Regions from separate parts of the Homo sapiens genome. Here region 2 is linked to region 1. A link is an interaction called in ENCODE POLR2A ChIA-PET data of the cell type or tissue named here. Cell type or tissue: GM12878. All regions are shown on one strand.

Evidence for each region. ChIA-PET counts read pairs that join two places held together with the same protein. Peaks named below come from ENCODE experiments on the same cell type or tissue, not always from the same donor. Only the 100,000 strongest peaks of a DNase experiment are listed, where the experiment ranks them.
Region 2: POLR2A ChIA-PET joins it to region 1 with 5 read pairs; 2 of 35 experiments call an interaction of 5 or more read pairs at or near these places.

Annotation. Positions count from the first base shown.
Region 1 is chr7:2,179,853-2,183,852 of GRCh38, reverse strand. All of the region lies in intron 10 of MAD1L1 (mitotic arrest deficient 1 like 1), which reads left to right. Among named protein-coding and RNA genes, the nearest start is that of MAD1L1, 51 kb to the left of the region's middle. In GM12878, no CTCF peak of the experiment used is centred here; DNase peaks (open chromatin) are centred at 1,252 and 2,202; H3K27ac peaks cover 2,219 bases.
Region 2 is chr7:2,306,337-2,310,336 of GRCh38, reverse strand. The region is part of intron 1 of SNX8 (sorting nexin 8); the gene reads left to right. Among named protein-coding and RNA genes, the nearest start is that of SNX8, 6.1 kb to the left of the region's middle. RefSeq lists enhancers at 1-348, 349-858, 2,345-2,644. In GM12878, no CTCF peak of the experiment used is centred here; a DNase peak (open chromatin) is centred at 2,415; H3K4me3 peaks cover 2,013 bases; H3K27ac peaks cover 2,207 bases.

The DNA.
Region 1 (4,000 bases):
ATATGTATACATGTGCCATGTTGGTGTGCTGCACCGATTAACTCGTCATTTAGCATTAGGTATATCTCCTAATGCTGTCCCTCCCCGCTCCCCCCACCCCACGACAGTCCCCGGTGTGTGATGTTCCCCTTCCTGTGTCCATGTGTTCTCATTGTTCAATTCCCACCTATGAGTGAGAACATGCGGTGTTTGGTTTTTTGTCCTTGTGATAGTTTGCTGAGAATGATAGTCTCCAGCTTCATCCATGTCCCTACAAAGGACATGAACTCATCATTTTTTATGGCTGCATAGTATTCCATGGTGTATATGTGCCACATTTTCTTAATCCAGTCTATCATTGTTGGACATTTGGGTTGGTTCCAAGTCTTTGCTATTGTGAATAGTGCCGCAATAAACATAGCTTTGTATCTGTTCCTTGGGAAGTGTCTGTTCTTAGTCTTTTGGGAAATTGTATTGGTTTGCTTTCTTTCTATTATTGATTTTTCCAAGTTCTTTATTCTGGATACAAGTTTTTCATCCAGTGTATGTCTTGTCAACATTTTTGCCCTGTCTGTGGCTTGTCATTTTCTTTAGTTTTTAAATTATTAAAATATACATGACTACTACTGTAAGACTGACTGTTGTTCTTTTTTTTTTTTTTGAGGCAGAGTCTTGCTCTGTCACCCAGGCCAGGATGCAGTGGCGCGATCATAGTTCACAGCAGCCTCTAACTCCTGGGCTCAAGTGATCCAGCTTCCTGAGTAGCTTGGAATACAGGTGTGAGCCACCACACCTGGCTAATTTTTTCTCTTTTGTAGAGATAGGGTCTCACTATGTTGTCCAGACTGGACTTGAACTTGTGACCTCAAGTGGTTCTCCCACACTGGCCTCTCAGAGGGCTGGGATTATAAGCGTGAGCCACCATGCCCTGCCGCTTGTCTGTTTTAAAGTGTTTAATTTGGTGGTTTTTAGTATATTTGTAAGGTTGTACACTCATACCTACTGTCTAATTCCAGAAGATTGTCATGGTCCCCAAAGGAAGCCCAGTTGGCCGAAGTTCCCTGTTCTCCTTTCCCCAGCCCCTGGCAGTCACTCCTCTGCTCTTTGTCTCTGGGTTTACCTGTTCTGGACGTTGTGTATCAGTGGAATCGCACCATAGGTGGCCTCTGTGCTGGCGCTTTCCTCTCAGCACGTTCTCAAGGGGCGTCTACCCTGTGGCACGGATCAGCGCTCCCTTCCACCACATGGCACGTGGTCATACCCCATTGTGTCATCAGAGCTCATTTCAGTGACCCATTCATCAGCTGTAGACATTTGGGTTGTTTCACTTTCTGGCTATTACGAACATTCAAGTACAGATATTTGTATGAGACCTTTTTTTTTCACTTCTCTTGAGTGGAAACACTGGGTTACATGGTAGCTCTTTCTTTTTTAGGAATTGCCAAACTATTTTCCATAGTAACTACACCATTTTACATTCCCACCAGCAGTATATGAAGATTCCGGTTTCTCTGAATTTTTAACCCTTATTATGATGTCTTTTTTCTTATGGTTAGCCTCGTGGGTGTGGAGTGGTATCTTAAAGTGGATTTTTTTTTTTAATGACTGCATGATTTTTCATTGGATGGATATACCATAATTTAAACAATGACTTATTGTGGGACAAAAAATTATTTCCAGTTACATTTTATGATCTTCATTGTTTATATCAGTAGTAGTTTATTTTTTTAATGGGATTTTATTTTTTATTTCAATAGTTTTTGGGGAACGTGGTGTTTGATTGCATGGAAAAGCTCTTTAGTTGTGGTTTCTGAGATTTTGGTGCACCTGTCACCTGAGCAGTGTACACTGTCCCCAGAGTCCATTATATCCCTCTTACACCTTTGTGTCCTTATAGCTTAGCTTCCACTTATAAGTGAGGATGTGAGATGTCTGGTTTTTCCATTCCTGAGTTTCTTCGCTTAGAAGAATGGTCTCCAACTCCATCCACGTTGCTGCAAATGCCATTATTTCATTCCTTTTTATGGCTGAGTAGTATTCTATGATATATATATATATATAGAGACCACATTTTCTTTATCCACTCGGTTGATGGGCATTTAGGCTGGTTCCGTATCTTTGCAGTTGCAAATTGTGCTGCTGTGAACATGCGTGTGCACGTGTCTTTTTCGTAGAATGACTTCTTTTCCTCTGTAGGATTGCTGTCTCAAACGGTAGCTCTACTTTCAGTTCTCGAAGGAATCTTTGTACTGTTTTCTGTAGTGATTGTACTAGTTTCCATTCCCACGAGCAATGTAAAAGTGTTCCTTTTTCCACCACATCCACGCCAACATCTGTTATTTTTTGACTTTTAAATTATGGCCATTCTGGCAGGATTAAGGTGGTATCTCACTGTGGTTTTGATTTGCATTTCCCTGATAATTAATGATATTTAGCATTTTTTAAATCTTATGTGCTTTTTAATTTGTATTTCTCATGGCTAACGTGTGGAAACGTCAGTGGCTGCATAGAACAGAGACACAAACATTACAGAATTAGTTCAGAAAAGTCATGAAACAAGTAAAAAACAACTACAGCTGGCAGCACCAGCAGCCAGCCCTGGCAAGGGCAGAGAATCTGATTCCAGAGTTGCCGCAAAATTCGGAAGACATGCAAGAAGCAAGAAAGTATAATTCATACATGGTGGAGAAAGCAATCAATCAGTAGAAGCAGAATATCAATAAAAAGAAACTATAAGGAGAAACCACATAGAAATTCTACAGATGAAAAGTACAGCAACTGAAATGAAAATTTGGTAGATAAGCTCACCGGCATATTTGAGCAGCAGAAGAAAGAATCAGCAAACCTGAAGATAGGTCCGTCAGGATTCTCCGGTAAGGGGAATAAAGCAGAGAGAGAAGAAAAATGAAGACAGGATACGTGCTTTCTCCACTTCTGTTCAGCATTGTGCTGGAGGCTCTACCCAGGACGTTTATGCAAGGAGAGGAAATAGAAGACATCCAGATTGGAAAGGAAGAAGAAAACTGTCTCTATTTGCAGAAGACATGATTTTATACATTAAAAAACTGAAAGAATACACATTTACAAAATTATTAGAGCTAATAAACAAGTTCAACAGAGTTGCAGGATACAAGATCAATATTTAATATTATATTTAATATAAGATAATGTTTAATATTATACGTTAGCAGTGAACAATCTGACAACAATTATTATCCCCAGAGATATTTTGTCTAATTTTCTCATTGGCATTTTGCTTTGTTTCAGATGCTACAGAAACAAGCCCAGTTTCCTTGACAGTTGCACTATTTTTATTACAAAACCTCACTAGACATTTCACATTTGAAAACTCTCAGTCGTAAATTAACCATGGCCATCAAGTCTCTGTGATCTGTGGACAGTTTTTTGTTTGCCTCTAATGCTTGTCTGGAAGTTCGGCATGCTTTAGGCTAGATGCTCGGTCTTAAGCAAAGGCCAGTCTCAGAATGAATATTAGCCAGAGATTTCCTGAGATACCTAGAACTGGTGAGTCCTTGATGAGGAGCTCCGGTGCACGCTGGGCCAGGTGGTGGCCACTCTGCCTTTGCCCTCATTTCCTGCTTGCTCAGAGCTTCAAGGTGAGCAGGAGGGAGAACCCAGGGCCTTCACAGGCCTTTCCGAGCCTGTGCGCAACATGCACGGACATGGCCCCTTAGAATCTCAGTCCCCATGGACAGCTCATTTCTTAGCTTTTCTGTGTCAGCGTTCTGGTGAGTCTTTTGTTTGCCACTGCTGTCACTCAGGCATTTGTGATGTTGAAGTGGTTGACAGACTCATTCCCCAACCAAGTTTTTGCCCTGGGAGAGATTAGGGGAGGTGAAATCAAGACAGGACTTTCTTTCTTTTCTTTTCTTTTTTTTTTTGAGACGGAGTTTTGCTCTTGTTGCCCAGTCTGGAGTGCAGTGGCACGATCTTGGCTCACTGTGACCTCCGCCTCCCAGGTTCAAGCGATTCTCTTGCCTCAGCCTCCCGAGTAGCTGGA
Region 2 (4,000 bases), 130 kb before region 1:
TTATATTGAAACTATTCCTGTCAAAATATCTGATTGACCGGAACATTCTGTCCTCTGACTATGCAGGATAAGGGTTTTTTTCAGGGCCTGTTCTTAGGTCATGAAGCTCAATGATTGTGACATCCAGCGAGAACGGCAGTGAGTGTGGTAAGTGTGCTTGGTCGTCCAGCCTGATTTCTCGGGATCGATTAATACATGGATAGAAATATGTACAGATGACCACGGCGTATCCTGGCTCTGCCGTATACAGTCCTGCGGCCCTACATTGACTCTTTAGAACGAGGGTGAGTCACGCTTCACTTGCGGCTCATCCCATGGCATTCCATACATTCCATTCGGTTCGGAAGCTCCGTGCTGTTTGTCCGCGTTGACCTGGCGATGACTCCTTGAGTGTCATTGAGGCAGGTCCAGGGCCTTTGCTGACCCTCGGGGCTCCTTCACCCCTGCCCCGAGCCTTCCCCTCTTGCCTGGGCGACTTCCATGCACCCTGGGCTCCCATCAACCCTTACCTGCAGCTGCTCGCTCATGTCAGGTCTGTTCTCTGTGTGAATACGTTGGTCAGAATTCATTGCGCTGTCACTTAAAGTTTATACTTTTTTTTTTTTGAGATGGAGTCTCGCTCTTGTTGTCCAGGCTGGAGTGCGATGGCGCGATCTCGGCTCACCGCAACCTCCTCCTCCCGGGTTCAAGCAATTCTCTTGCCTCAGCCTCCTGAGTAGCTGGGATTACAGGCATGCGTCACCACACCTGGCTAATTTTGTATTTTCAGTAGAGACGGGGTTTCTCCATGTTGGTCAGGCTGGTCTCGAACTCCCAACCTCAGGTGATCTGCCCACCTTGGCCTCCCAAAGCACTGGGATTACAGGCGTGAGCCACCGCGCCCGGCTGGTTCTGGTGATTCTTGTGCCTCAGCCTCCCCAGTAGCTGGGATTACAGGCGTGTGCCACCACACCTGGCTAATTTTTGTATTTTTAGTAGAGACGAAGTTTCGCCATGTTGGCCAGGAAGGATGATCTCAAACTCCTGACCTCATGTGATCCACTTGCTTTGGCCTCCCAAAGTGCTGGGATTACAGGGGTGATCCACCCCACTGGGCCTATTTATACATTTTGAGCAGGGTGTGGTGGCTCACACCTGTAATCCTAACACTTTGGGAGGTTAAGGCAGGAGGATCACTTCAGGCCAGGAGTTTGAGGCCAGCCTGGGCAATAGAGTGAGACCCCATCCCTATTTAAAAAAAAGATTTGTGTCTGGGCCTGGTGGTTCACGCCTGTAATCCCAGCACTTTGGGAGGCCGAGGTGGGCGGATCACCTGAGGTCAGGAATTCAAGACCAGCCTGGCCAACATGGTGAAACCCCGTCTGTACAAAAATCCAATAATTAGCTGGGCATAATGGCGAGTGCCTGTAATCCCAGCTACTCGGGAGGCTGAGGTGGGAGAATTGCGTTAACCTGGGAGGCAGAGGTTGTAGAGGTTGTAGTGAGCCGAGATGGTGCCGCGCTGCAGCCTGGTTGACAGAACAAGACTCCAGCTCAAAAAAAAAAAAAAAAAAAAATTTGTTCATTTTATGGTGATTAAATTATGCCCCACAGTATTGTTTGCATTAGGGACAAAACCTTCTGCCCCATTTCGCTCCCTTCCATGACCCTTTTTTTTTTTTTTTTTTTTTTGAGACAGAGTCTCACTCTGTTGCCCAGGCTGGAGTGCAGTGGTGCCATCTAGCCTCACTGCAACCTCCATCTCCTAGGTTCAAGTGACTCCTGCCTCAGTCTCCCCCGTAGTTGGGATTACAGGCGTGTGCCACCATGCCCAGCTAATTTTTGTATTTTTAGTAGAGTCGGGGTTTTACCATGTTGACCAGGCTGGTCTCGAACTCCTGACTTCAGGTGATCCGCCCGCTGCAGCCTCCCAAAGTGCTGGGATTACAGGTGTGAGCCACCGTGACTGGCCATGACACATATTTTGGTAGTAAACTCCTGATGAGCAAACTTATTTTTATTTTTTTTACAAGTTTATTTTGTTTATATAGTTTTGTTACTTTTTTCTTTTTTTAATTCTGGCTCTCTCCAGAAAACAGAAACCTATTTTTCTTTAACCACAGTATCTAGAATACTATCTGCTATGTAGCAGAGTCTCAAATATTTGAATAGAATTACATTTTTATAAATTTTTGTATTATATTTCTTATGTGATAAGACTTGACAACACTGCAAATATGTTTTGTTACTGGTCTTTAAACTTGCTCATCCTCTCTCTCTCTCTGTCTCTCTCTCACACACACACACACGCACACATACACAATTTGCAAGGTAAAACGTGTCAATTTGAAGAAAGAGGAACTAACTGAATCACTGTTATGTAGAACAGATTTTGCCAGAATTTGTGGTTAGCAAGAAAGTGATGTGTTCCGGGTAGGGGAATTCTGTTTTGGTATTATTTTGTCTTTCCTGAGAAAAGCATCACAAAAAGAGATGTTTGCCCATCCTGTTTGCTGGGGTAGTGGGAAGAGACCGGGGGTGATGGTGGTGCTGGCTGGACGTGGGTGGTTTCACAGGACCTGCTGTGTCTGAGAGGAGCCATGCGGTGATTAGAAGCTTGGAGGCTGCAGGTAGGAGGCACAGAGCCCGAGAGTGCATGGAGAGCCTGGCTGTCGGTCTCCAGCATTGTCACTGTCACCTTTTTTTTTTTTTTTTTTTTTTTTGGAGACAAAGTTTTTGCTCTTGTTGCCCAGGCTGGAGTGCAATGGTGCGATCTCGGCACACTGCACCCTCCGCCTCCCGGGTTCAAGCGAGTCTTCTGCCTCAGCCTCCCGAGTAGCTGGGATTACACGTGTCCACCACCGCACCTGGCTAATTTTTGTATTTTTAGTAGAGATGGGGTTTCACCATGTTGGCCAGGCTGGTCTCGAACTTGGAACCTCAGTGATCCCCCCGCCTTGGCTTCCCAAAGTGCTGGGATTACAGGCGTGAGCCACTGCACCTGGTCCATTGTCATCCTCTGAGAAACTGGAGCGCGGCCACGCTCTGCATATTTCTACTATAGAATCACCAAAAAAAAAAAAATCACATAACCAGACTTAAAGGGCAGAAGTGCTTTGTGAGAAGTGTTTTTGGGAAAATATTGGCATTAAAATATCAGGTAGGGTCCCTTTTGGGAGGACTGAGGAGGGGTGTGTGTTCAGCTCCGGGAGGATCTGGTCTGCCCTTCCTGCTGTTTTCTGTTGACTGGGTGGGAGGAGGCACTTTGCTGTTTCTGTTGTGTGTAGCAGGGGTTTAATGGGGGTCTTTTTAGCTCCCTATAAGCATTTTGAAGTTTGTGTGTTATGGAAATCTGAAGTGAAATTACACAAAGTTTGATTAACCCCAGGAAGTACTGTAGGGGCCGGAGAAACTCAGGTTAGGTAATATCTTTCAAGAAGCCCAGTTACGTTATTTTCCAGGAATCTTCCAAAACCTGATTTGTGCGGGTGTCCACCAGGAGCCTGATGAGTGAGTTGTCATCAGACCCAGTAATGCGCTGTTGTTGTGTGAATTGGTGCTTTCAGAAAATTTTGTTATACAAGTGATACAACCACAATCGCAAAAATTTCATAGACAAATCACCTGTAGTTCCACCCCTTTTAACAGCCGTTGCATTTTAATATATTTCCTTTTTTCCTGTGCATTGCTTTGTATGTAGTTATCATCATAGTGAATATGCGTCTTTATAGTTAGTTCCTTTCACTTGACATTTTTCTACACTGCTAGTTTTCGTAATTTTCTACCTAGTGTCTGTATAATAGTGCATTAAGGAATATAAAGTTGTGCTTCGAAAGTGCTAATATGATAAAATTTCAGTTAAAAAAAATTTCAGTTAGAGATATTCTTGCCACATGTTTTCCAGAAAATGATTTGTTAAATGGAATCCATATTAAAATTTGTCCCGGAGGCTGGGCACGGTGGCTCACGCCTGTAATCCCAGCACTTTGGGAGGCTGAGGTGGCTGGATTACAGCCTGGCC